Linked DNA regions of Homo sapiens: region 2 is linked to region 1. Evidence: chromatin loops called from intact Hi-C (ENCODE). Cell type or tissue: heart left ventricle. All regions are shown on one strand. Links, peaks and the distances in the headings refer to the core of each region. The heading gives the core; the rest is flanking DNA. Region 1 has its middle 86 kb from the start of PLCL2-AS1. Region 2 overlaps PLCL2 (phospholipase C like 2).

Region 1 (15,092 bases), core at 3,285-11,284:
GTGCAGATTTTTACATGGCCTTTGATGCACGGAATCTATTACTATTTTTTTTTGAGACAGTTTCTCGCTCTGTCGCCCAGGCTGGAGTGTAGTGGCATAATCTCAGCTCACTACAACCTCCGCCTCCCGGGTTCAAGCAAGTCTCCTGCCTCCGCCTCCTGAGTAGTTGGGATTACAAGGGCACAACACCACACCCGGCTAATTTTTTTTGTATTTTTAGTAGAGATGGGGTTTCCCCATGTTGGCCAGGCTGGTCTCGAACTCCTGACTTCAAATGATCCACCCGCCTCAGGCTCCCAAAGTGCTGGGATTACAGGCATAAGCCACCACGCCCAGCCCGGAATCTATTTTTTATGCCCACTCTCAGCAAACAGATTTTCCTTATATTGCTCCAACCTCATGTGTGAGTCGTTACTTATCTGGATGTAATAGGTGGGGCAACGCAAATGCCTATAACACCACTGAGAGTCGGGAAGAAAGCAGAGAAGAACTTGAGTAGCAATGACAGGTGTGTAAATGTCACCAAGTCACTGCAGGAGGCCCATCAGCCATTGCTCTGTTATTTACATATATTTAACACACACTTAAAAGGTTTGGCCATAGCGTCTCCTTGTCCACAGCCATTCACATGGGGTGGAGATGGCCTTAGACAGCAGCTGACGTTACAACTGATAATATGACAGTGGAGGTGAGACTTAAAAACAGCCCTATAATGCTAGAAACTCGGGCCCATTCAGTGTAGGGTGAATAATCCAATTCACTTCAGTGGCTCAAGGGGCACCTCTTTTACTGCAGCAGAGCCACCTTTGTTCATAGTGGTTACCAGAGTTCTCTAGAGAAGACTGAATTATGATTAGTATGCTTCTCAGCAAGGCAACAACTGATTGTCAAGAGTGATTTCACCCCAAACTATTGAGAGTTACAGAAATCAAAATGCTTCAAGTAGTAAGCTCTAGCAAATTGACTTGAAGAATACCACATACTCTGAGGCCAAGTAAATTAGGTATCATTGTATTAATGATTCCTTTTAATGAACACATTCCAACCAAAGGCATACCAGGCCTACCTATGTTCCATGCCTATACACAGGGTAGACGCAGTGTATTAGTCTGTTTTCATACTTCTATAAAGAACTGCCTGAGACTGAGTAATTTATAAAGGAAGAGGTTTAATTGAGCCACAGTTCAGCAAGACTGGGGAGGCCTCAGGAAACTTACAATCATGGCAGAAGGTGAATGGGAAGCAAGGCTCCTTCCTCACAAGGCATCAGGAAGAAGTGCTGAGTGAAGGGGGAAGAGCCCCTTATGAAACCATCAGATCTCGTGAGAACTCACTGTCACGAGAACAGCCTGGAGGAAACCACCCCCATGATTCAATTACCTCCACCTGGTCTCTCCCTTGGCACGTGGGGATTATGGGGATTACAATTCAAGATGAGATGTGGGTGGGGACACAAAGCCTAACCATATCACACTGCTTGGGGTCAAACTTTTTACCCAAAGAGCATGGCTCTGAAGTCACACGTGCCCAGACACGATTCTCAGTGGGGTGACCTTGCTCAAGGCCTTCATCTCACTGAGCCCCTGTTTCTCCATCAGTAAAATAGGAGTTGCAGTTCCTCCTGCTAGGGTCATAAAGAGAGGGGAATAGGATGAAGGCTTGTGGCACATGCGGGTCTTAGGGAATGTTTATGTGAAAAACAACTTTCACGCGAGAACTTTTCCCTCGAGGCCGTTGCAACCCTTCTACCCTCCTCGACGACGGTATGTATGGGGCCAGTTCTCAGCCACCTTCTGCCTCAGCTTCCCCACTGTCCCTACTCCTATCTGAATCACATCCGCCATTCCCGGCCATTGTCAATCCCAGAGGCTGTGACTTGGTCGGCTCCTAGGCACTTGGGACAAGCTGGCTGGCTGGTAAGGAATTTGACTCCGGGCCTCTGGAGACCACCCCGGCTCCATTTTCCTATTCGCACCTCCCTCTCTCCGTATCCGCCAGCAAACAAGCAACCATCAGTCCTCTCTAGAGATTCGAGGGCTCCCGGGGCATCATCTATAAAGGCTGCAGCCTTTTCTGATGAAATTATCTTCCTTCAGGTGGCAACTTTAAACCTCCCCTTGGCAATCAGGAGCTGCTCACTGCACTCCAGACAGAAACCACTTAACTAGATTCAGGGGGCAAATGTCTTCTTTGTGAGTCTGGCTCAGTTCCTCAGTCTACCTGAGCAGGAAAATGTGGCACCCCATGTGCTGTTTCTTAATGCTGACCAGGAACCTCTCCTGCCTACTGGAGGGGATATGGGTTTGTAAGAGAGTCCTGCTGTGGGAGAAGCTCGGCTCAGACCAAAGGTGGTGAGGTCAGAGGGACACAGGCTTCTGGTCTCGCCACCAACCACTGGTGTGATCAGGGTAAAAGTCCTGTGACCCCAGTGGGGCCTCAGTTTCTTCATCTGCAATAGGATGACAAGACCCTCTCCTAGGACTGTGGTGGGAAATAACAAAGATGGTTGATGTAAGGGCTCTGTATAGGGTCATCATACCGGGGCCAGCAGCAAGGGAATGCGGGACACATTCTTCTCATGGTGAGGGCAGCTGTGCAAGAGATCGATCCCATCTGTGCACACATCCCAGGCCTCTGCATGCATCACATCTGTTAACTCCTGTTGGCCAAAGCAAGTCCTATGGTTGAGCCCAGAGACAGGGGTGGAGCGGGAGGCACACCAGCCCACAGAGCGGCAACCGCAAACTCCGATCCTACGACTAGGGAGGGAGTGAAGAGCTAGAAACGCACCCTCATTGGCCAAGGATGGTGTATAGTTAGGCTGGGATTTGCAACCTGCATTCTCTTGGAGGACACGGCCCACACTGTTTCACCTCCACATAATTACCCTGTGGTGACTCAAATTGAGAATGAGTCTCAACCTTTTTACTTACAGGAAAGAGAGTCTTTCATCAACATCCATCTATAATTTGCCTTAAGTTGTTTTCCCAGCCAGGAAAGGCCTATTTTGCAAGCATTTATTGGCTAGGGCTGTGAGTGTTTTTCATGTATTAACTCATTTAATCCTCACAACAGCCCTATGAGGCAGGTACTGTTGTTTTCCCATTTTAGAGAAGAGAAAGTTGAGGCTCAGAGGGATTAAATAATTTCCGTAGGGTCTCATAGTGCGTAAGTTCCCAGAGATGGGATCTGAACCCAGGCTGGCTCTCTCTCCTCTCCAGAACCTGCACTCTCGCCACCGTGCTTACCCATCAGAGACCCTGGGACCATGGCAATGTGAAAGACTCTGGCAGCGCCCAGGCCACGGGGAAAGCCCCTCCTCTCTCCCACCCACAGTGACATTTCCATCCCCAGATGGCTTAGAGATTCCAGAAGACTCCACTGCTGACAACCATCACTGCTTTTGCAGACATCGCCTCCTTTAGTCCCTACAGCTGCTGTGATATTCATTTTAAAGACAAAAGCCTGTGGGAGGGAGTCATCACTGTGAGCTCCTGATGCAGCTGGGAGTGGAGTCCCAGGGGCTGAGGAGGGAAGAAGGGAGACCTGTAGCCCTGGCTCAGGTAGATGGGGACCCTGGGCCCTGAGGCTGTGGAAAGACGTTGGGGTATCCCGGAGAGAAAGGCAGGAGGCCACGTCTCTGCAGACAGCACCAAAATGGGGCCAGCTTTCCTCACACACCCCAGCTTTCCTCATGGGGTATGGATTAGTCTGTTCTCACACTGCTGTAAAGAAACACCTGAGTATGGGTAATTTTTAATTTATTTTTTATTGTTTTCAAGACAGAGTCTCACTCTGTCACTCAGGCTGGAATGCAGTGGTGTGATCTTGGCTCACTGCAACGTCTGCCTCCCCAGTTCAAGTAATTCTCATGCCTCAGCCTTCCCAGTAGCTGGGATTACAGGCACATGCCACCATGCCTAGCTAATTTTTGTATTTTTAGTAGAGATGGGGTTTCACCATCTTGGCCAGATCGGTCTCAAACTCCTGGGCTCAAGTGACCCACCCACCTCAGCCTCCCAAAGTGCTGGGATTACTAGCACAAGCCACTGTGCCTGGCCTGAGTATGGGTAATTTATAAAGAAAAGAGGTTTAATTGGCTCACAGTTCCACAGGCTGTACAGGAAACATGATGCTGGCATTTGCTCGACTTCTGGGGAGGCCTCAGGAAACTTACAATCATGGTGAAAGGCGAAGGGGAAGCAGGCACTTCTTCCCATGGTGGGATCAGCAGACAGAGAGAAGGAGGAGGTGCTACACACTCAACAAGGTCTCCTGAGAACTCTATCAGGAGAACAGCACCACAGGGGATGGGGCAAACCCGTTCATGAAGGATCCACCCCCATGATCCAATCACCTCCCACCAGGCCCCACCTCCAACACTGGCGATTACAACTGGACATGAGATTTGAGCGGGGACACAGATCCAAACCCAGGGTGACCCACTGGGAGACTGGCATCCAGTCGAACCTGAGCCTTGGTCCCTTCTCCCAACCTGCGGCACAAGAATCACACCAGTAAACATTTCATCTCAGGGAGGACGTTCCTTCTTGGATTCTCTCCCACAGGACCCCTTCCTACCCCCACTGCACCCATTCCTCTCAGCTTGGCCCAAGATGGCCTCTTCCTGACCTGGCCCCAGCCTGCTCACTTGGTCAGTTGAATCAAAGAACATCAGGAATTTGTGGTGTGCTCAAAACACAAGGGAACCTCCAGCAGCTCTGAGGCCATCTGAAACACTCTCGAGGACAAAACTTTTAAGGATAAGGGGGTAAAGTGGCAAGAGGGCCTGATGTGGTCTTTGAGGACCACTTCATGTTTTGAAATTTAGGTGTTTGCAGCCAATATTAAAAAACAGAGATTGCACATGAAAATCGGGATGCATGCCTCTCTTAACGCCTGGGAAGCTCTGTCCGTGGAGCCCACAGCAGGGCTGGACGGGGTGAGCCAGTGAGGCACGCAGGGGCTCAAGGTAAGGAGCCCACCCCTTCAGGCAGCGGCTCCGCGTTCGCTAGGCCTGATGTGGGTCTGGTGGGTGTCTGTATTTACCCCAAGGGACCCTCGAGAAGTCAGGCCACATCCTATGCCTCCTGCTCCCTCTTTTTTCTTTCTTTTTCTGAATTGGCAGCCTATTTTATTTTCTTGAATTAGAATTTACATACAATAAGGTAGATATTAAAGGCTCAACCCATTGATTTCTGACAGATGTTGTCACCTGTGTAAACACCACACCGTCAAGATACAGAATATTCCATCATCCCAGAAAACTCTCTCAGGTCCCCCCAAGTCCTGGCCTCCCCCAAGGCAACCACTGATGTGTGTTCTATTGCCAGGAGCCTTTAGCCGGTTGCAGAACTGCTCAGGAATAGAGTCCCGCAGGGTCCTCAACTGCTATGAAAACAGCTCCTTTTCATCACTAGTGGCATGCCGGTGTGTGGATGTACCATAGCTGGTCTGAACAATTGAGGAGTTTATGGGCTGTTGTGAACACGGCTGATGCATGAACAAGCACCTGTGGGATTTGCTGAATCTCTTAATTGGTCACTTTCATGGGTGGGGGAAAGAAGGTTGATTGGCACCAGTCTTCTGACCCCATTCCCTCCCCCAGCTTTGAAAGATTTAGCTCCATGTTATTTGCCCACCCTTTCTTCAGGGTCTCCCAGGAGTGGATTTGCAGGAAGGAGCAGGGAGGGAAGGGGAGTGGTCAAAGATGGAAGTTTAGTGGAAGACACAAGTCAGAACACACATGCGCACATGCATGCACACACACAAACACATGCATGCACACACACAAACATGCATACACACGCATGCACACACATGCACATGCACACACACACAGGTGCACACACTACCAAGCTGCAGGGTCATGGAGTTGCGGATCCTCTCAGATCAGATCTGCGCTTGGAGGCTGCATTTCATAGATCAGTCTCTTTTCCAGGGCCTGTCATGCCTCTAATTCTATGCACCCAGTGCAGAGCTGCCGGGTTTGCCTTTCTACAGAGACATTATTTGCTCATGTCACCCACCACTCAGGTGCCTTTCATGGGTTCTCTTTGCCCATCTGAGTTCCACAGGCCACAGATGGCCATTTCCTCCACCTCACACCCGACGACACACCGCATGCTTGTTCTGACCCAGCCCTTTGTGGTTGCTGAGCCTTGGGCTGGGAGGATCAGCCCCCACGCTGTGCCCAGGATGTGCCCCATCCCCTCTGCTGTCATTACTTTTGTGAGCACCTAGGAGCAGGGCCAGATGGCAAGAGAGCCATGGATCCTCTCCTGGGCCACACCTTGGTGCTCAGGCTATGACAGCAGAGGTCTGCCCTGACCAGGAGGAGCCAGTGCTGTGGAAACTGACCTGGCTCCTCAGCCTCCCTTGGCTGCCACGTGGGGGCCCTCCAGGCTCTGGGCACACCAGTCCCCATGCCCCTCAAATGCGCAGGTGAACATGAATGCTACCCTTGCTCAAATATAAGTGACCTCCAAATATCAAGTTCTCCCAGTAACGTCTGTCAGGTTGTCTTGTGACCACCTAGACATTTAGTGATCAAGATAAACTAGTCAAATGTCCCATGTAATACTTGCCTTATTCATTGGTTGCACATAAATCCTAAACGTCTCTCGAAACTGGCATGTCCTGTGCCTGATGGTGAAGCTGCTCTGCTTTGCCAGGAACAGCCCTCTGGTGGGGGTAAGGGTGGAGGTGGGTCCAACTGAGAGTAAATTCCCTATAAGGGGCCGGGACAGAATGTACCGCCAGATTACTACCCGCACCCCCTACCACCCCGAAAGTACACATATCGCTCCCCTTTAGAGGGACCAGGACTGGCTGGTATCCCTGAGGTGTCCAATTGCAGCCAGCCCTGACTCACCCGTGTCCTCATGCCAAGGGCTCTGGACTGGGCCAGAAAGAGGCAGAGACAGAGGAAACAGAGCGCTAGAGAGGGAGACAGAAAGGGAGAGACAGAGAGAGACAGTGATAGACACAGAGAGATAGCATCAGAGAGAGGAGGAGAGAAATAGAGACAAAGCCTTAGAGATACTGAGACAGAGACATTTAAAGACAGAGACAAAGAGATAAGTAGAGACACACAGAGATACAGAGACATACAAAGAGAGACATGCGGACGCACAGAGACGAGAGAGAAAGAAACAGAGCTAAAAAGTGGGGTGGCGGTGGGGGAAGACAAAATCTGAAACAAAAAACAAAACAAAACAAAAGTCTCTCATTGGCGGCTGAACAGGGATCTAATCACCAGGCTCGTCCAGCCTTTCATGTCTGGCAAACTTCTTGAACTGCTGGAAAGATCAAACGCACACAGCTCTTCATGAGTCTAAGACCCTTTTCACCCAGCCCCACATCCCAACCCCAGAAGGCTTTCTCCGAAGGGGCTTTGAGAAATTAAGTTAAAGGCTTTAGAGTCATGGCCAGGAATGCAAGCCCCACCCACCCTACTGCACCCCAGAAGCATGCCCCAGAATAAGGCCACACCAGGGCCCCCAGCATCCTCACCTTCTGCAGCGCAGCAGAGGCCCTGTGAGGAGCCAACCAAATGCTGCCCACCACCACGTGGTGAGTCTCCAGGGAAACGCCAAGACCCCTTGTCCACCTCTCAGGGCCCAACAGAGGACCCCGGGCTCCACAGCAAAGGCAGTGCAAACAGGGAAAGGGATGCGCGGTGCATCATTGCCTGATCGGGGAATGGCTGTGCTGTGTGTGTGTGTGTGTGTGTGTGTGTGTGTGTGTGTGTGTGTGTGTGTGTGGTGTGTGTCTGTCTGTCTCAACACAGCTGTCACCCCGAAGAGGCCAGGAAAAGGGATGCTTCCAAATACAATCGGCATAAAGAAACCTGGAGCCACAGAAGGTCCAGACCAGGAGACAGCAGAATGATTTCAGGGTTGGAACAAAGGCTGGTTCGCTGTGCAAGAGCAGGTCCACCAGCAGCACCAAGTGCTGCCCCGAGCCTGGGATTAAGTGTTTTCTGCTGTGTCACAGACACAGGCCAAGGTGGGCTGTGCTGCCGTGGGCTGGGTGGACGGGCACCCATGTTGCAGGTCATGGCAGCACCACACAGTCCGTAACGATGTGGTTGCATGTCTGTTTCCAACTCCTTGGCCAGGGGAGACTTCCTTTTGGTTTGCTGCCCAACCATGCAAACACCTGCACCTGCAGCCCTGAAAAAATATACCACAGTTGTTGTGCCCTCTGCCCAGGAAGAAATATTCAAAGACAAAATCGCTGCATAACAATGTGACTTCATTGAAAAGCAGCCCCTCCAGCTCAGCAAGTCAGTCCACAAGTGGGCTGTCCCCTACGCACCCAAACTAGCTGCATTTTCAGCCTTACCCAGTGACCCTCTTCAGGTCACTTGGCTGCACAGGAACCCACCACGTGGCCAGGGCCGTGGAATCTGTTGATGGATCAAATTTGGCTCAGAGCTCATGGACATCCACCTCTGCACTCAGAAGACTGTGCCGCAAACACTGGGACCCGCTGCCCAGGAGTGCTTCTCCCTGCCCAAAATGCACAGAGCCAGTTGACAGGAGAGGAGAAGCAGGAGAGAAGTGTGGATAAATCCTTACCACCACATCTCTTGGCTGGGGTAACTGATGAGAGGGTTTTACTCCACCTCCAGGAGCTCCCCAGGGAGGAGGAAGAAACTCCAGGTGCTGGCAGCCCGGATGGGCTTGAAAACAGTGCCCTGCCCTTCCCTGTCTCCCCACACCTGGTAGAGTTTTTGGGCATCACCTTCTAGATTAGCTACTTGTATTTGAGTCCTTGTCTCAGAGTCTGCTTCCGGGGAACCCCGACAAGACAAGTCCCCTGAGTGTCTAGGACTCTTAGGAGAGGAAAGAATGGATCTTGGTCCCCTGCTCTGTCTTCTCCTCCTCAGGCACAAGGGGCCCCCTCAGGGCCAGGGAATGGCTTGGGCTGCTGGCACTGCTTGCCTGGGAAAGGCTCCAGCCCAAGCCTCTGCAGTCCCCCTCACCTCACCATCTCTGCCCCTGGGTAAAATCCCTCTGAAAGAATTACTGCTTTAAAAGAGAGGATGACGTCTCCCAAGAAGACATTTAGCTAAAATGTCAGAGTCACCTACATGGCAACGATGGGCTTAAGCAGAAAATAGTCATTTAAAAAGAGATTACTACAAGCAGGGCACTTGGTGATGGCACCTGGGGCAGCAGCTCTGCAAGACATTGCCTTCAAGTTGAACTGTCACTCAAGGACGGGTGACTCAGTCCCAAGTAACCTTAATAAGAACCCAAGTAACAGGGAAAGCCACTTAAGGGATTGGTAGCTCTGGAGAAACAGAATCTCCTTTTGTTTGTAACTGGATAGAATTAAGGGGATTTCACAAAAGAGGGACTCTTGGGGACTTACTCCAAACCTGGCGACTACAGGCAGCAGGTCTGTCCTCTGGATGGCTGGCCCCTCCCTACTCTGTTTCAAAGTCTAGGGCTTGTGGGCCTGGGCTCTGAACTTGGTCACTGGCCTGGTGGGACCTTTGGATTTGTGATTAAATTCTCCCACACTTGAAGAGGTCCGACTTGTACTGACACAGCCAACTCTTCCCCTGAGCTGGACGTGGCCCCAGGATGGTGCCATTTTTGCCTGGAGCTCCTCTGCAGGTTTTTCAGTGGCCCATGACACTGAGAACACAAAGGCAGAGGTTAAGATGGAAAGAGATTCTTTGGCAAGATGTTTGCTGCTTACTGGGTAACGGTATGCTCTCCACGTTGCCCTGCCTCCCTGCAGAAAGGCAAAGCCACGGGAAGGTTCTAGCCAATGGGCTGTGAGCAGAAGTGCTGCCTGGGACTCCTGGATAAAGCATCTATGGGTCAGCGTGCAGCCCTCCCGCTCTCTCCTTCCCAGCTGTGGTGACTAAAGCCCTGGGTTGAGAAGGAGGCAGCCTGGATTCAAGCACCTGGATTGCTGAGTCACCATGGGGCAGGAGGCTGCCCTGGGAGTCCCCAGACCCTCACTAGAGTCTGTGTTAGCAAGAAAGAAGCCAGCTCTGATTTCAAGGATAATTTGTTACTGTGGCAAGCCTGACCTAACCTGACTAACGTAAATGCCTCAGCACACAGGTGGCATCTGAAGAGTCCCATGAATGGGAGGGAGAACACAGACTGGAGGAGGCAGAGTTGTCTCCGAGTTCTAGCCAGCCCTAGGGGCGTGTGGAGGGCAAAGACGATGTCATCTCCACTTTACACCTGGGGAAACTAAGGCTCAAGGGGGATGAGTCATTTTCCTAAGATTGTACAGTGAGTGTTGGTGCCAGGTCTTCTCACTCAACCCTGGCCTTTTCTGTTTTGCTGTGACAGCTAAAGGGAAGGCTTTGCCAGGTGGCTGTGACTTGAGATGTCACTTTGCAGGAGGGCAGGATCATCTAGTGAGTTACCGAGGAGGAAGGGGAGAGAGGTGAGGAAGTACCTCCTTTGGGCTTGTCCTCACCTCTGCCCCATCAACCTTCCCCAGCATATCCTCCCAGACTCCTGACAGGTGCAGGCCCTTCGCTCTCAGGCTGCTGGGCAGTAGTATGTAGGACCTTGGGTTGGGGAGGGAAGGCATCACCTACCATTGACTGAGGGCTTACTGTGAGGACTCTATATGGGTCAACTCATTTAATTCTCACAACAATCCAATGATCTCCATCACAAATAGAAAATCTGTGACACAGCAAAGTAATTTGTCCATGGTCCAACAGCTAGAGCCAGGATTCCAACAACCGGGGCAATGTAGTCCCAGAGACCTCTCAACATGCTGTGATTCTGCTTCCAGGTATTGGGGAAAATAGAGATGGTGGAGACACAGAGAAATAGACAAACACACAGCCTCACACACACACAGAGCACAGCACTGTTGTAGCCACTCAAGTGGACTCTCCTGGCAGGGATACCCACCAAGCCCTCCTGGGCTGTCAGGGTGTGGCATGCTCCAGCCACCAGACAATTGGTGGACAGCACAGAGTAGGGCAGGAGCAGGGCAGGCCTGCCACAGCATGCGACGGACGTGGAGCCCACGTCAGTTCTTGCTCCTTCCATTCTAGGAACCTTCTGCTTCAGCTGAGCACAGGCATTTTTACAGGAGCCCTTGCCTCAGAACCACCCCATGACCTCCTGGTCAGAAAAGTCCCATCTGTCTCCAAAATACCCCACACAGTGGGCCACAGTCCCGCATGACTGGCCTCCCTGCATCCCTGCACGAAAACTAGGCCACCGTGTCCTTCAGACCATAATGGGAGGCCCTGCGGAGAGCTCCATCAATCACATCACAGGAGAGATAAAGCCTGGCCAGCTGGAAAATTGGGATAAGTACAGCAGCAGAGCCATTCCTCAGCCAGAAGGTTTCTCCCTCCACAGCCTGGGTGCGGGAATGAGAGACCAGTATGTGGCTGTTCTCATGCTCGCAGGCATTATGAAGAGGGTGCTTTGTGTCCCTCACATGCCACCCGTGCTCAATGATCTAAGACCTCCCTCCCCTCCTGCTCCCTAGGTCTACACCATTTGGGGTCAAAGCTGTGCAGCAGGCTCTGGAAGGCACATCCCAGGACCTCTCCCTCCCCTGGTCCCTAATTAATGGCTTCTACAAAACCTCTCAAGTTGGTATTCAACAAATACTGCACCCCTTCTGCTCTGTCTCCAAAGTTTCACACAGTTAGGGGATGTCTTTGAGCCCACAGGGCAGATGGCAATGTTGCCATAAATCTGTGCTCCATCACAGAACCCACCCCCAAGGCAATTTAACCCATGAACTCTCACTCCCCATGCTGGGCAGAGCCTTGTGCTAGGTGCTTTGACTTCATGACTCATTTAATCCTCCCAGCAGTGTTGTGCAGTGGGACATTAGTTAGGACTGAGTTCAGCTGTTAAGTGACAGGCCTCTCTCAGATAACAGTAGCTGCTGGAACCAGTGCCTCTCAGATTTTATTTTGTACACAAGTCACTTGCAGATCTTGTTAAAATGCAGATTCTGATTCAGCAGGTCTGGGGTGGGGGTCAATATTCTGCATTTCTAACAAATTCCCAGATCATACCAATGTGGCTGATCAAGCATCAGAGGCTTAAATTAGATAGTGATCAATTTCCCTGACAGGCGAATGATATCCAAAGGGGAGAGCCATAGGCTGGTATGTGGTTTGATTGTGTCCTTTTCCTCATCCTTTCTCAATATCTATTGTCTTCCTCATAGTACAAGATGGCTGCCCAAGAACCAGCCATCACATCCATATTTTAGCCAGTAGGAAGAAGGAATAGTTGAAGAAATTCAGGCTTGCTCCTTTGGAACACTCCTTAGAAGTTGCGTATGACATTTCTATTTATATCTCATTGTCTAGAACTTAGTCACATATCTCAAGGAAGCCTGGGAAATGTTTGCATTATCCCAGACAATTATGTATGCAGCTAAAAATTGGTGATGGTAGTGGATGGGCTATTATAATACAAAGGAGGACAGGAAGAATGGATATTAGTGACAGGTATTCTCACCTCCATCTTACACATGAGAAAACTGAAGGACAAGGAGCCTAAGAATTTTGACTGAGGAGTAAATGAGTTAATGTATACGCACATGATAACCACTAGTTGATACTTTTCATCCCTGAGCCTGTTTGTAGTGTTATGGATACCTCAAGATGATGTAGCAATGTGCCTGGCACAAAGCAGACACCCCATTGATGTCCTCTTGTCTCGGTATTACCACAAAGGCAGGCCTAAAGACCTCCTGGGTTTGAAATGCCTGGAGAGTTAGGTGCCAAGGACCTCGTCCAGGAGTGTGCCAGAGCCAGGGAAGCCAGATTCCTGTAAGTGAGTTCTCTACCTCCCTCAGCCATAACCAGGCATCTTTAAACCATCTGCACTTGTATAGAGCATGAGTTGAAAATATCTCAAAGCCTGTGCAGGGGCATTTGGAAGGTGTGATATGGCCGCCAAGTAAGGAATGCTTTTCTACCGCTAAGTTACTTGACAAATCCAGAAATACAGGCTTTGGGGATCACCCACATAGCTTCTTGAAACTAAATTTTAAGTGAAAGTTACGAAGGCAGAGACTGGCTAGAAGTTCATGAGTCTACTTCCTCTTCCTGGGCAAGCTGACTGCATTCCCTGGCCCCCTTGCAGGTGACGGTTGCCATGGATGGAAAGGGAGTGGAGGAAAGTGAGCCCCTTCTGGCCCTGGGCGTGAAGGCTGTTCTCTTGCTCTTGGCTTTTCAGCTGACAAATGGAGAGGAGGAAGGGGAGTACTCCACGGAGGCCCTGAGGGTCCATGGCACCAGGCAGCATGCCCTGTGGGTGCCCGCTGGTGTGCCTTTGGGATCCCTTTCCTGGACTCACCGCTTCTTACTCCAAGAAACGTAACCTCCAGCCTGGGAGCTTTCATCGGCAGCAGGGTCGGGCTCCAGCTGCCTGTGGCATGGGCCAGAGTGCTGGGGAGTGCAAGCCCCTCAGCCAGTGGTGAATAAATACCCCCACTCCCACTGCCCTCGAGTGGGATGACTCTGACATGTGTCCTACACAGCGGCCCAGGTCCCCAGCAGGAAGGAGCTCCAAGTGCCCACAGCGATGACAGCTCATGAACACTTCCTCCATCTGCTTCTTTTCCCTGTTTCACTTTCCCACTCTCCTAATGGGGCTTCCTGGGGTCACTCAGGATCTGCTCCTGGGCAGATGCAATCCAAGTCCCAGCACAAGTCTCTTCACATGTCGTGAAAAGCTGTCTACTGAACGCAACAGGACTGTGACAGGAGTGAGAAGTAAACCTTTGAGCATGCTCAGCAAGCTTTTCCTGAAAAGGACCCAAGAGTTAACACTTGAGGCTTGGCGGTCCGCAGTCACTTGGCGGTCATTGGTCTTCCAACCAGTGAACTCTGCTGTCAGCGCAAAAGCAGCCAGAAACAGCACATAAATGAGTGGGTGTGGCTATGCCCCAGAGAAAGATCCTTCACAAAAACCAGGCAACGGGCCGGATCTGGCGTGTGGGCTGCAGTTTGCTGACCCCTGCTTTAGAGCCTGAAGCCACTCAGATTTTGTACTTACTGTTATTGTAGCTAGTATTAATTACTCTGATTCTTGGGATCCAATCCTCTCAGAGAAGGTGGTAGAATAAATTTTGCCTTTCCCAACTATACACACAAATGAGCTGGGGTTTTCTCTGTATTACAGTGATTAAATCTTCCTTTAAAATAAAGTTGAGTTAAAAGGTGAGCTAAGGTGACCCACTTAAAATTTAAAAGTACATTAGTAATGGTTTGGAGAGAGGAAAGGTGGCAAAAATCCTGAAGCCAGTAGGATGCCAGCTATGGACTGAGTTGTGTCCACTCAAAATTCATAGCTGAAGCCCTAATCTCCAAGGTGACGGTATTTGGAGATGAGTCCCTTAGGAGCATCTCAGTCCACTTGCATTCTTATGATGAAATACCTGGTTGGGTAATTTTTTTTTTTTTTTTTTTTTTTTGAGACAGAGTCTTGCTTTGTCGCCCAGGCTGGAGTGCAGTGGCATGATCTCCGCTCACTTCAACCTCAGCCTCCTGAGTTCAAGTGATTCTCCTGTCTCAGCCTCCTGAGTACTGGGATTACAGGCACCCACCACCATGCTGGGCTAATTTTAATTTTTGTATTTTCAGTAGAGACAGGGTTTCACCATGATGGCCAGGCTGGTCTTGTATTCCTGACCTCAAGTGACCCACCCGCCTGGCCTCCCAAAGTGCTGGAATTACAGGCATGAGCCACCGTGCCTGGCCCTGATTGGATAATTGATACAGAATAGAAATGTATTTCTCACAGTCTGGAGGCTGGGAAGCCCAAGATCAAAGTGCCGGCCAGTTCAACACCTGGTAAGGGCTGCTCTCTGCTTCTAAGGTGACACTTTGTTGCTGCATCCTCAGGAAGGGATGAACACTGTGTCCTCATGTGGCAGAAGAGATGGAATGGGATGAACTCACTGCCTCCAGTGTTTCTATCAGGGGCCTAATCCCCTGTGAGGGCTTCACTCTCGTAACTTCATCACGTCCTGAAGGCCCTGCCTCTTAGAACTATCACATATGTGATCAAGTTTCAACATGCAAACGTTGTGGGACACAAGCAGACCACAGC
Region 2 (15,092 bases), core at 2,741-10,740, 100 kb after region 1:
AGATCTAAGCGTTAATTAATCCAGCTTCTACACAGTTCCTGTCTTTTATAACTAGCTTTAACCCAGTTCCCAGAGGTACCTGGTCACCAGGTTAGATCTGAGCTGGTGGTTGGCCTGTGAGTCAGGCTGTGTCAGGCCCCCCAAGACCAGCTTCAGATTGAGGTTCCTGAGTGGGCAGCTAAGCCAATTATCACTTGTTCAGCTGTTACTCAGTTTCTAGAATTTTGTTGCTCCCGATTTCTTTGTCCTTATGGATTTGTGGCTTAAAGAAAAACCCTCTACTGTCATTTTAATGAGGTTTTAGAGTAGAGATTAAAAGCATTTGTTAATTCACCATCTTTAACAGGATGTCATTGATTTGTTTTTTTCCTCCTCCAGAGAACAATTTATTTTCCATTTAAAATTACCTGATAGAAACACCTAGCTCACTGAGGGAAAGCATTTGGGTTTCCTTCTTGATCGTCTTCCTATCCTTTATTAAGCATACCAATTCAGTGACTAGAAAGGAAATTATAATCCAAAAATGGGCTGCAGTTTTGGCATTTAAAGAGACAAAAACATAGATATTAGAAAGCGGAAAAGACTTTGGCCCTGATATTAGAAAGTGGAAAAGACTTTGGCCCTGAAAGAATTTGACAAATCTTTTCCCAACTTTTATACATTTCTAACAAATGAACTTTTATGATGTTTCTCCCTCTGCAGACTCCTGTTCAGCTCTCCTGCTGGTGTTCCTTACCAATCTCCTACTTGAGAACATGTATGCATGTGTTCGCCTGGGCTTATGAATTATAGAGACCCATTCTTGCATGGCCACATCACTTCTCACTCCCATGGCGGCCCAGACTCACGCATCCCATATCACCCCTGCAGGATCTGATATTTAATCAGTCCCTTTGACTGGCACTGCTGATCTCTGACTCTGAGCAAAGTCCCCATACTCTTGCCCCTGTCTTGAATCCCCGCTTTCACTTCCTCACCCCCAAAGTTGGTGTTCTCCTATGACACTACTTCCCTGTTTACCTCGTCAATGGAAAACACTCCTCTCTTTTTCAGAATTTTTCTAAATGTCACGGCTTTCTGTATTATCTCAGACGAGGAGCCTTTCTCCCTTTCTGAGGTCAAGTGTTTCATGACTGTACTTCATTCCTGACCTCACATCCTTCATCCTGAATCTCTGTCTCATCTATTAATGTCTTCCTCTTCACTGGGTCGTTTATATACTCCTAGCAACATGGTTTTATTATTAAAATTTCTCTTTTACCCCAACTCTCTGTGTCACTGCATTCTCTTCTTAACAGAGAGGACTATGCAGGCAGGCTGCCTCCAACTGCGCATCTCCGAGTTGTTTCCACTGCTCTTTCCATGGTCCCTTTGGGTCCTCCACTGCTGGGATGCATAGGTTCCTAGCCTACCTTGGTTGGAGGTCTTCACTTCTCAGCATTCCTCTCCTGCCACGCTTCCTCTTCCCAGTACTAACATCAGCATAGCATGTTCCTATGTAAAAAATAGATTACACAGCCAAGAGCCTGAACCCTTCTGAACTGGGGACATTTTTTAACATGTGTTTGGGGGTGGATGTCTGACTCTTTATTTCCACTCAGTTATTTAAACAAGGTTTTAACTAATAAAAATATATGTTTGTGCTTTAAAATTCGAAATACATCTAAAATAATCCTCTCTTGCAGCACTTTGGTGACCTATATCTGTTGGCAAGCAGAATAACAATTACTTATCAAAAGTAAGATCTTATGCAACTGTCTTTGAGCCCAAAACAAATTAGCAATTCTTCATATGACTAATGACTATATGTCCTTACCATAATTGTAAACATGAGAAACAAAAGATCAAGGGACTCTAAAATAAGTACTTGGGATAACAGAAGGGCTGTGTAGGCGTTCATCAGTAACTGTGAAACCAAAAGATAATCTTTACACGCTTCTAAAGATCTTTAAACCCAGAGCAACTTGAACCATTACACAGTGGTTATTCTCCCCCCATCCTAATCAAAATCCCTAATAGATAAGATTCTTCAGCTTTTTAAGTACAAGCACATGTATCCCTTACTGAAATCAAACATAAACAGAAAGCCACATTATACTGAAAATTATCAAATCTCATAAACCAGTGAATTGACAATAACTCAAATTGTTGAATAGTTTTTTTTCTGATAAACAGTTTTTTTCAAATTCCACAAAGTCCACAATTTTCATAGCAATACATGCATTGAATGGAATCAAATAATTAAAATAAAATCATATTTAGTTAATATTTGGGCAACTACTCTGTGCAGAATGTTAGAACAGATGTCATGGGTAAGATACAGAGAGCAGCTTGATATATAATCTTAGTGCTTTAGGAGGTTATTATCCTGTTTACAAGATGGAATGCATTAATAAAATACACAATAACTGAAGAAGCCCTACCAACTGAAGCAAATTAAAGGTTTAAAGGGCTGAATAGAATGCTTTAGGTAACATAAATCCTGGAATCTTGAAAGGTCTCCCAGAAGACTGTTGAGATAATTGAAAAAGAAGAAAGTACAGATTGGCAGAGAGGGCAGAGAAAGAAGTCTCAGCAGATGAGTGATGTGTGCAAATCTGATTAAGTAGAAACACAGGGAATGGGGACAGGCAGCCCAAAGCAGAGGGTAGATGGCTCACCATCCCTTCCCTTCCTCCCTCACTCTCCAGAAGCACCTTCCTTATCTATTGCCAACTGCCTCCCATCAGGTCTGCCCATGGACATTCTCTGCACACAGCTATTATGGTCAGTACCTGAAAGCTCAGTCCCTCTCCTGTTCTACACAAACACCAATGTCTCCCCAGTGCCTCACACACCAACTTGAGACTCCTGAGTAACACACGGTAAGTATTCAATATATTTACTGTGTTTACTTCCATATCTCCTGTTCAATAATTTGCAGATTGTGTTAATAATTTGTAGATTGTGTTGTAGATAAAAATTGTGTTTGAATAATTAAATGTAGATTGTAGGGAGAGTTAGCCTGCAAAGGACTAGAAGTAGAAAGACCACTTTGCTAACAATATTTGCTGACAAGATGAGTAAAACAAGATGGGGATTGTGGAGTTTGTTGATTAGTCACTAATATGAATACTCTTTCAATAGATATTAGAAAAAAAATGTCACACATATCCTTATCTTCAATCTATTTTAAACAAGTTCATTTCTGAGATAAGGGATTTTTTTTTTCAGGGTAGGCAATATAGTTTCTTGGTTTTAAAGAACAGCAACGAAAAAAACCTTAGAAAGTCAGGACAATTTTTTTTTTTTATGACTTGAAAATATTCTCCATAATAGAATCTCCCAAATCAACACTCAAAAAATCAGAAAATTAAAAGAACTCCATTTTGTGTATTTTTATTACAATGCAGAATACTGAATTTTTTGGTTTTACCACAGCTAAAATTAATGGGATGATTGTTTATATAAGAAGAATTTTATAGTCTGGTATAACATTTGGATGTTAAATTAATGAATTTATCAGCACGCGAAAATGCCAGTGTACTAAAAAGTGTCAGGAGGTTGTAACTGGAATCCATCTCCTTTACAAGAAGCCATTCTCCCTCTACTCAAGCCTTACCTATCCTACTGTGTACCAGAGTCACGGGTGACCAGCAGGAGCTTTGGCAACACAGTTAACACTGAAGAAGAGATTAGTGCAGAGTTTCTCAATTTTGGCTGTACATTAGAAACACCTGGGAATTTAAAATAGTTATTAATTCCCAGCCCCATACCTCAGACCAATGTTAATGTATTTTGAATGGTCCCCTCAGGTGAGTTTGTTACCCAAGGCTGAGAACCACTGAATTGGTATTTTCTTTAGCCATAGAAAAATAATTTTCTTATTTGATTTTCTTGATATAGCATCCAAAAAATGAAATAGTTTTGGGGCAAAGTATATGATGCTATTAATTTCATTTAAAGAGAGGAAACAAACTTTCACTTACCTGCCTTCTGACAATGTACGATCTTTTCATATACAGCATCTGCATTTTCAATCAACGCCTTGAGGGACTGAATCATCTGCAAAGGGAACATCCAGACATGAGATTACACCTGACAACTAGATCCCCTCCTGCATTCATGCACAAGGCTCTTCTCCTAAAACAGGCTGATGTGATGATATTAAACGCTTTTTTATCTGACTTTCCACTACTCAACTTCAAATGTGCATGTGAAAATGATAACATCACACATCCCCACATAATGGTTAAAACAAGATGTGAATAGTATTACTTTCCAAGTGCAGTGAGGCTAGTACAACACTGCACTTGAACCCTGAGCTAATATACTGAACTGAGTTCATTTCAGCGTGAAAAGCTACAAATATGCGTGCAAATCTGATCTGAGTTTTAAAATTTGGTTATCCATTTTAACAAAATTTTCAACTTCATCTTATAGAAAACTTCAACACCTACACACTTCACTCATTTCAGCCAAAATGTCTTCATCTGAAATTCAGTTTAAAACATACAATGAGAATTAAAAAATAGCATTTATTTATTTGATACCATTCATCACTAATAGTACCTCTAAAACTAGTATTTTTATGTTCCTATTAATGGTTTTTAAAATGTTCAAATTTGAATTCTTGTTCCAAATTGCATGTGCTTGTTTTAAGAGCCCAAGCTTGAAGAAGGGAAAGAATCAGTGAACAGCTGATCCATTATTTTACTCACCAAAAAGCTAGGAAAAGATCCCTCTGAAGTAATCTTGTTGGCTCTAAAATCACTATGAAAAGGAAATGGGATAGCCAGAAACAAGTCTCATGGCTCAAATGGGTACAATTATGATATCTACCTTAGTATAAATTTTACATATTTGTATTTAAATATCCAAATATTTTGCATTATAATATTACTCATCTATTTTACATGACCATCATATTTTAAGTAATAAACACCCAACCATTCCTTTCATTTCTGCCTCATTTTTTTTCTTTTTATTTTTTTAAGAGACACGGTCTGTTCTGTCAGCCAGGCTGGAGTGCAGTGGTGCAATCATAGCTCAGTGCACTCTCCAACTCCTAGGCACAAGTAATCCTCCAGCCTCCATCTCCCAGGTAGCTGGGACTACAGGTGTGTGCCACCATGCTTGGCTAATTTTTAAAATTTTCTGTAGAGATGGGATCTTGCTATGTTGCCCAGGCTGGTCTTACACTCCTAGGCTCAAGTGATCTTCCCACCTCGGCCTCCCAAGTGCTGGCATTACAGGCATAAGCCACCGCACCTGGCCTGCCTTATTTTTCTTTATAGCATTTATCACTAATTGCCATAGTAATTATCTTATAGTAACTAAATATATGCAGGTTGGATTATTTGCATAATTCAAAAACCACCATATTTTTGGTAAGTTACACTTATTTAAAATATAACCAACATGTCTCTTAAAAAGTGTACTAGCTTCTTAAGCTTAGTCAGATAGTATTTATCAACTTGCACAGTTCTAAAAAAATGGTAAACATCAAAAGTTTAAAGGCCAAGGCAGGCATTTATTTACGCCTTCATAATGTATCTTTAATCATCGCTGGGGTCTACTGCAGGCAGCCCCTGTGTGGAAACCAGGGATACCTGACCTACAGGATACAACCCCTGTCCTCAAGAAGTCCACAGCCTATGGCAGAGTTTGCACTTTGGAATTCAGTATTTTCACATTCATTCTTCAAGATCTGAGTCATTCCCATAAATTAAAATATTCTATTTTACAGCTTGACGTATTGAACAGGCAGCAATAAAAATGAATCGTTAAGAACTTTATTATACTGATATAAAGTCGTTTGTACCATTACATAATTTGCATATTGAAAAGGTCCATACCGTCATCAGTAACCTTTTTCAGCTTTGATGTCAAGCCAAATGAGAGATACAAAGAAGCAAGGACTTCTTCAAGCAAGGATGGTGATTGTTACAGCTCAGTATCAAAGAACTGGCCAACTGTGCCCCCATCATTCAAATAGGAGAAGGAAAAAAAAATATGATCAAGGAAATGAACCCAGTCATTAAACAAATGAGGACAGGAGCAAAAGCAGGAGTGGAGGAGAACAAAACAGCAGCATTAAGCAGAGGCTCACACATGCAGATGAGAAACTCATCTTGGGAGTGGTGTAGCGGCAGAAACAGCAAAGATTTACATGGGTTCTAATCCTGGTTCTATTACTCATTAGCTTTGTCATCTAGGACAAGATATTTAACCTCATAACCCTAATTTCCTACCCATAAAATAAGCTTATTAAAGACATTACACCTCATAATGTGAGGATTAAATGAAAGGATGTGTGAGGAGCGACTGGCACAATGAAGACACTTGCAAGCGGCAGCTGTCACGGCTGACTCCCCATTTATCCAGGAGGCCTGGCAGAGCATTTTCTGGTAGCCCCAAATTAGCTGAATGCCCTCCTTTCATATGTTCACTGGCAATGTTTCCAATACTCATTACTAATTTTAGTTCCACTTGAAAAGCTGGGTGTGATGAAGCTCAGAGAAACAAGTTGCATTATTATTCTTAGAATCATCTTCCAGTTTAAGTATCACCAAAGGATAAATAATTATGCACCTTCCAGCTATAAAATATACGTTAAGGCTGAATAAATGCACATCCATCTCAAGAGTCCAGATATAGAAGCTCATCTGCCTCCTAAACTCTGTAACACTTGGAGGATCATTTGTTTATTCTTGGGACAATCGTTTACTGAGGCCCTCTATGTGTGAGACCCTGAGCTAAGGGCTGAGAATGAAGCACATGTACCCTAGAACTTAAAGTATATATATAAAAAAAAGAACAATTGCTGCACTGGGACTATGGTACAGAAATAAAACAGATGCACAAAGAATAACTAAAAAGGTGGGATTGCTATTGTAACCTGTGAGCTATTGGATGTGATAAAATTCAATATTCTGAAGCTACAGCCCTTTGGCAGGATATTTAATGGTGAAGCACTTGTAGTGTAATGGTATCCATGTTGACAGCCACAGAAGGATCCACTTGTGGCTTAGATTTCAATACAGGAAGTTCCTCTGCTGATAATGACAGTGAATATCGTCCCCCGATTCATGAGTAGTATATAAAATATGAAGATGACTAATACTTCAGGGTGGAGAACACAATAGTGAGAAGCCATTCCTCCTAGGTTTGCAAGTAAACAGCAGGAGGCATTTGCAGACTGTATTAGAGGGGAATTCCAGAAGGAACCAGCCTAGGAGAAGGTAGGCCCATAGTAAACAATGAGCAAAGCTTAGACAAGGCAGGCAGAAAACTTATCCAGACCTCAGCAGAGATGATTCATGTTGTCACACCTGTTATAAAATATTTGTACTACTTGCTTCAGAAGGAAGTATCTTTTTATCATTTTGGGGTACATATTTATAATTAAATTAATGTATGGTTAACAGTTCATAGTTCTTGTTCTTAACAGGCATATATTAATCTTCAACTTTTGCACTATTGCATAAATTCTCCTTGAGTCTAAGAGCTCCTCTAGGTACTCTTAAGGAAGCTCTCAGGACTGTGGGCTCCTATAGCAACACCAGGTGAAGAGTCCAGCAGGCTTAGAGGACAGGTTAGGCGATGGGCCTTCAGGCCCCTACTCAGCAGGCTGATGTTTCCCTTTCATTCTGCCATCAATTATGATTGAATGTAGTGCACATGGCACTGAGGATGCAGCAGAGGCAACATGGGGCCACCAGCTGATCTAGCAGGGGCCACTTTCTGTCTGGATCTGCTACTTTATAACAAGCTGTGATTATAAATAGTACAAGTGTTGGTTGAATGCATCAAGATGAAAGTGATTCAACATCTCTGCATCAGTATGTACTTGGTGCTTTCTATTTTATTTACTGATCACATTATCCATGTGAGGTGAGTAATTATGAGGTTAGTTTTACACATGTGAACACTGAAGACCTACCTGAAACATAAGCAACCTTTCAAGGTAATCTGGTATTATAGGCAAAATAACTGTAATTAGTAAGTCATGAAACTGGTATTCTGTTTGGTCTTGAAGCCTCTGCTTTTCCCACAAAACCATTATAGGTCTTGACACATGAGTGGCAACTGCACAAGTGAAGAGGAAAGGCCGTTTCAATCCGAAGAAAGCACAAAAGCAGAGGAAATTTTGTAACTCCTAAAAGGTGCTACACACAATTACAATAGTAATATCATCTCAGCTACTAACATTGACCCAAAGTTGTTTTTTAGAACAATGTTTCTATAAAGCACTTTGAGAAAACATTTTAAAATGACAGCAATAAATTACTTGGCTCTATTTTACAATTCATTATTATAAATAATAAATAATTTATATTTAATGTGAAACTACTAGAATAAGCATCTCAGATTAGACAAAAACAGATGTGCAGGTAGTAATATCGATGCATGAGCCAAAGGAAAAAACTACTTTATCTTGTTTTCTCTGTGTATATTACACTGATACGTCACTAGAATGCAAGGCCAAGTAGAATGGTTAATTATATAAGCATTATTTGCATTAATGCAAATGCATGAATTTCATCAAGCCCCTATAAACACACAGGTGTAAGTCTTGGCACAGCAATCAGACACCCTGCTGCCAGCCTGAGTAACTCGCCACATGGATGCTTATATTGTTTTTTCTAGGGCAAGATGATTTTATATAGTTGTTGCTAATGGATTTTATATCACTGGCCTGTTACCAGTACCTCCTACATTTCTGGAACTAAAGTGTTTGGAAAATCTATGGATGTAACATAGCCTAGAAATCTATTTCATAAATTTGATCACCTCTAATATAAGATTTTAATGTAGAATTTGAGCAGATGAAAAGCAGGAAATTTTAACTAAAGGCAAAGTAAAAATTAAAATTTATATTTTATTAAGCTGGAAAGAAACCAGATATGCCTTTTATCGGAGTGCTATGTTTTGAAAGTAACTCCCATGTTAGTGTAAAGTAAACTTCTCTGTTTATAGATACAGCTATGAGAAGGGTTATTATTACATAAATATATTATATATTACTAGATTTCTATAGACTGCTCCTTCATATTCTGTTTTGAAACTTGCTTATCAACTAGGAAAATTCCATTTTCAGAATAAGCAAGTCTGTGGTTTTATATAAGGACCCTATGTCTGATTTCAGACAATTCACTGAATTGCCCTTCATCTTAAGAACACAGATTTTGCTAATAATTATAAAAGTAGTTTGTCAATAATTTTATATACTTGGGTGAAAGAAATTTTAGTAATAACATCTGAATTCTAGATTTTTTTCCCCTTTATCTTGTTTTGAATCTCAGTTTCAGATAGAAAATCCCAACCTCTAAACTGCTTTCTTTGCCTGTCCTGCTCAACACAGATGTGGCTACTGCATCTTCTGTTGTAGCTGTTTCTAATGAAGTTACAAAGTCTGAGAAGTCCTTAAGTTGCTATAAAAGAAAAAGGCTAGACAGTAAAAAAACTTTGTTCTTTCACATGGATTCTATGATTACTTGACACATAACAGGGAAGTATCTTTCCAAACTCAAAAAATGAAAAGATTATCATTCTCAAACATGCCAATGGACTTACAAAAATGGTGCAGTATACACCTGGCCCTAACCACTGAATGCCCCCCAAACTGCCATGACCACCTTGGAGATCCATGATAGGCCTCAGTGGACCAGTAAACGCCCAGGTGGCAAGATGTGGCTTCAGGCACCACCAGGCTCAGGATGACCTTGGGAGGACTGGACCAAAGCAGGACTTGCTTCTCTGGACTCCAGGGATGAATACAGAACAGTAAATGTGATCATGGATAAGGTTTTCAGAAAATAGGAACTAATTCAATCCAAAGTAATTTTTTCCCATCTAGTCAGAATTTTCTGAATGGCAGCCTCTGTTATGGTTTAAATGTGTCCCCTTCAAAATTCAAGTATTGTCAATGTGATCATATTAACAGGCAGGGCCTTTAAAAGGTGATGAAGCCATGATGGCTCCTTCCTAGTCAATGGGATTAAGGTCCTTATAAAAGAGGTTTCACACAGCATTCAGCTAGCATGCCCTTCTGTCTCCCACCACGTGAGGAGCCACTCAGAAGACCTTCACCAGATACTGAGCCTTGATTTTGGACTTCTCAGCCTCCAGAACTGTGAGAAAATAAATTTCAGTTTTTATAAATTGCACAGGCTGTGATATTCTGTTTCAACAACACAAAATGGACTAAAACAGCCTCTTAAAGCTCAACGTCCCTGGTGGGTGGTCAGCCTTGTGCTGTTTGGCCCTGCAAAGCCAGTTAGTTCACTAATGCCATGAATGGGACAGAAAGTAAGATCAAGATGCCCTTGGGAATTTGTAAGCTTTGGTGCTTTTTTCTGCACTCTTGAGAGAAACACCTCTCTGAGTTAACAATATAATCTCTCTTTTTAACACTTTAAAATAATTATTACTGTGCGGGTGAAGAATTTTAGTTTGATTCTAAAACATCGGGATTTGAGACTTCTCAACTGAAATCCAGAGGTAAGTTTTTCCTTTACTAAAGCTTCCAAGTACAGAAAAATGTTACAAAGTTGAACTAATGGAAGAGGCACCATTTATAAAGTTATTGTTGGAAAATACAACGTACTTTTAAATACTTGAACATAATATAAGTCACAAATTTACACTGAAATACTGAAAGATTATTGCTGTAGAGGTCTTTGGCCAGCTGTGCGCTACAATTAAACCCAGCTCCCCTTTCCATCTCACATGGGGAGAGCATTGTGGCTGCAGTCCACTGTGGGGAGGACAGAGAGCTGGTGCCTATCCAGGGGCCGAGGTCTGCCATATCATTAAGAGCTGTGGTCGTCCTCCCTTCCAGCAAGGTCACTATGAAAACACTTTCTAAATAACAAACCGTTTCCAGAGTAACTTGTCCTAGGTTTCTTATGAAACTTCATTTCCACTACCACATCTTCCACTACGCAAATTATAGGGGGGAAAAAACCCTATATAAAAGAAAGTTGTAGAAAGAACTTGACATGCGCTTGATAAAAAGCACTACTCAACTGTTAACAAACATACAGAGGAGCATATTTGGGTGCTGCCACACACAGGACCCCGCTGCAGGCATGATGTGGAAGGCCAGGACTTGAAATCATGTAAAATATTGTTAAGCTTTCTAGGCACCTCAACTCGTATTAGAGAATGTAAGGAAACATGGATAGAAGAGGAGTGAGGGCCAGATTGGATAAGATATAAACTTCTACACTGCAGAGTTTGAATTTAATCACAAACCCTTGACAATTTTAAGCAGAGGTGTTATGAACAAAGTAAAATTTCAGAACCATGAACAAGCATCAGTGTGAAGGAAGAAATGGGAGATGGCACAAAAGTGGGAACAGGAAGCAGGTGGGGGCCACTGCTATATGAGAGACATGAGAGGCAGCAGAGGGGCTGGGAAAGAAAGGATGACATGAACACATTACATGGAGGAGGACTCCAAGGCTGATTTGCTGTGGGCACAGAAGGAAGAGCCAAGATAAGAGAGAAAACTGGTCAGGATAAGAAAAATTGTAACACACCTTACAATTATAGAGTGCTTTACGGTTTACAACTAAACATGTTACACACCCCACAGTTACAGAGTGCTTTACAGTTTACAAGTAAACATGTTACACACCCCACAGTTATAGAGTGCTTTACGGTTCCTTTAAGTATGTTAACGTATTTAGGATGTGAACTTCCAGCTTAGTTGAATTGAACTGGTGGTTACAATAGGGAAGTCTAAGAACCTCGAGTACAACCGGAAATTATGTGACAGCTTGCTTCTGGCACTGGATAATTGAAAATTTTCTCCACAGAGGTAGTGGCTGAGATGAAAGAATGTCTACATTTCTGAGGGAGAAATTTTAAAGATGAATGAATGTTGCATGATGCTCCAGAATCACTGGAATAAGCAGAGAGAATAATAACTAGTATGACAGGTGCAAGAGTGGTCCGAGGGCAGGAAAAGAACAAGGATGCTAAACATTTACAGGCGTGTACAGAGAGAGGTGCTGGGAGAGTGAGTCCACAGTATTGGAAGCTGCGGATCTGGTCATTTGGTGATCTTGAGTAACTGTGGAGAATATACAGTAAGTCTTCTCTTAACATGGACAGCTTCTTGGAAACTGCGACTTTCAGTGAACAAGGTACAATGAAACCAATTTTACCCTAGGCTAACTGATATAAACAAGGGTTAAGTTTCCACAGCGTATTTCTGGTCACAAAAACGTCATCAAACTTCTCAATAAAGATCAAAACACTTCTAATTTTAAATGCTGAAATAAATGTGAACTATACATACATTTAAGAAAGATTAATGAAAACAAGTAAGATCATTATTTACTCAATTTGTGGTGAATTCGTGACAGTAGTCATAGTGGTGGTGTATTAAATCAACAAATGTTTGCAAAATGAAAATTTTCAGAGGAACCTCCTACTACCACACAGCTCAAAAACAGTTAACAAATATTGCCGTGCATTTGGATGAATGTCAAATACCTGATAATTTTTTTTATTTCCCAATAACTTATATTCATTCATTCATTTATTTATTCATTTTCCAACCCACTTATTCCAATCCACTTATCAAAGGTGGCCAGAGCCTATCCCAGCAGGTCAGGGTAAAAGGGGGAACCCACCCTGGACAGGATGCCATCCCATCGCAGGGCACACTCACACACACATCCACACTCACTCACACTGAAACCCTGAAGATTGTCCAACTCATCTGAAGCTCACATCTTTGCTATGTGGGAGGAAACTGGTGTACCTGGTGTACCTGGAGGAAACCTACACAGATGTGGGGAGAACCTGCAAACTCCATACAAGTGGCCCCAGCTGGGAATCAATTATTTTTTCCTCTTCAGTGTTATAATGAAATGATGCTGAACAAAATGACATTATTCAAGGATCGGCTGTAACTGCAGTATGACAGTTCTGCAATCCTAAAACTCACCTCACTATACAAAATTGTGCAATAAAAACCACAGGGCTTATAAGGAAAGTGGGTTAGGGGCACAACACTAAAAAATTTTGCAGTGACACATAAAAAAAGACATCAAATAAAAACAATATCACAGTTCTGCATATGTTAAATGGTTAAAGAATGAAAAAATACTACAATAAACATGGCACTTAACCTTGAAAAAGACCTGAAGGTTGCTGGTGGAAGTGGGTGTTGGAGGAGTTGCAGCTTGTGAGTCACTGTGAAGTGGTGGAAGGAGGGTGATCTGAAATCTAACGGAAAATTGTAACACAAGATGTAGAGGGTGTAGCTCATAACACATTTTGTGAATTGAAGAATATGGTGGATGTTTGAGGGGTGTGTGTGTAATTTCAGTTCACACAAACTTGTGCACACGCAAATGCAAAATTTTTGGTATGCTCAAATTGTTACCTAACATATAAACTGCATTCAAGCAAGTTTGAATTTTCAAAACAAGTATTTGTAGTAGAACTTACTATAGAAGGGAGAATACTTCAAAATATTTCCAAAAAATTTGTTTACAAAATTCTTCTATGGAATTTTATTTGAAGTCTAAGTTAAATTCTCAGTTTCTGCCACGTTCAAAGCATGGTTTTGGCGTCATATAAGTCTGCCTGAACACTGTATTCAACTATTTTAATGATCATTTCTTGCCAGAGAACAGATGCCAAATGCTATATAAATCTGGAATGAATTATGAATTAAGAGTGACCCAGGGTCCACATGTAGGAAGCTAGCTATTCTCAACTTTTTCCAATATACTCTAACTTTTCATAAAGCTCACTTCAGAGCTAGGGTAGTACCTAAGGGATCAATGTGTCTTTCCTGTTACATAACTTTTATCTAAACCCTGATACGGTCTGAACCTCTTATGTACTACATTTCAGATAAAATCCTATAAAATAACATCCCATCTTATCTGTAGGTAGCTAGTTGAATTTTCAAATTATAAAAAGCCTCCTCTAACACAATCAATGTCTCTATCACTTCTCAGCCTAAATTAATATATAATCATATTCACACACTTAGAAGCGGGCCATATTTCACAGGTTAAACTTTAAGTGCAGTTTCTGAATGTAATCACCATACAAACATAAGATACAGGCATATGCTTATCATATACAAGTGTAATATGGGTGTCTCCTGCATTCACTCAATAACCATTTGGATACAGCATAACATTCATGAAATAAATAGTATCATGTAGTCAAAAGAACCAGTTTATTGCCTTTGGTTCCTACTTTCCACAGGTGCTGTGTGTCCAATGCGCACTGCATGGACCTACTGTTTACAGTTGTGGGTATTTCTGAGAGGCACTTCCCACATTAGCCACTAGAAGTCCTTAGTAATACACATTTGTTAGGCTGGGAGGAGAGGAAAAAGGAGCAAAGATAAGGAAAAACAGCACAAAGAGGATAGTGGGCAAAAAATAAAAAAGCACATCTACAGGATTAAAAGAAAAAAAATCGACAAAATCACAGAGGCAGAGCTTAGGGGAATCAAAACAATGAATGCACTAGGGTGGTTTATGTCACCAAAAACTGTGCTTTTAAACCAGGTAAGAAATTTTTATTTTTATGCAGACAAGTGAGTGAGCCATAAAGTCACAACCAAACTTAGATTTAAAAGGCATTCACTACTATTTCTAGATTGAGATTTAGCATTTCCAGAAGTCTCCATGTGGTCCCCAATACATTTAAATAGACCAGAGGCAATAGTTTGAAAAGGTCGCTGGAGGGGTTCCAGTTGTACCAAAAGATTGGTTATGAAGTCAATGAATATACGTTAAATACTTATCCTACTCTAAATTTTTGGAAAATATTTAAAATTTCTAAACCTCAAATTTTAGTTTTTAACCAAAACTTTAAGTTAAGAAATATAAGTTATTTAATCTTATTTCACGAAATAAACAGAATTTCAAAAAATGGAAGGAGTTTTGAATTTGATCTTGTAGTTTCTGGTCCTGAACAATTTGATATTCATAGGAAAAGCAAAAAAAAAAAAAAAAAAAAGGTGAAAATTGAGCAACAAAACAGAACCTAAACTACCCTGCAAAGGAACTCTGCTGCAATTATAAAACTATCCAGAAAAGCTATATAATAATTTCTGCCAGTTT

The links. Hi-C counts contacts between places; a loop is a spot of excess contacts. Peaks named below come from ENCODE experiments on the same cell type or tissue, not always from the same donor. Only the 100,000 strongest peaks of a DNase experiment are listed, where the experiment ranks them.
Region 2: a loop joins it to region 1, with 2.6 times the contacts of the local background. A loop is called at or near these places in 4 of 110 quality-filtered maps.

Annotation. Positions count from the first base shown.
Region 1 is chr3:17,132,587-17,147,678 of GRCh38, reverse strand. No RefSeq gene overlaps it. Among named protein-coding and RNA genes, the nearest start is that of PLCL2-AS1, 86 kb to the right of the region's middle. RefSeq lists a silencer at 3,228-3,522. In heart left ventricle, for the core only: a CTCF peak has its summit at 6,385; DNase peaks (open chromatin) are centred at 6,360, 6,867 and 11,189; H3K27ac peaks cover 1,533 bases.
Region 2 is chr3:17,031,826-17,046,917 of GRCh38, reverse strand. PLCL2 (phospholipase C like 2) reads right to left here. Exons shown (of 6, transcript NM_001144382.2): 4 at 3,969-4,044. It overlaps PLCL2-AS1 (PLCL2 antisense RNA 1), which reads left to right. Exons shown (of 3, transcript NR_046640.1): 2 at 2,730-2,864; 3 at 4,005-4,166. Among named protein-coding and RNA genes, the nearest start is that of PLCL2-AS1, 15 kb to the left of the region's middle. RefSeq lists an enhancer at 6,706-7,905. In heart left ventricle, for the core only: a CTCF peak has its summit at 7,132; no DNase peak of the experiment used is centred there; H3K27ac peaks cover 668 bases.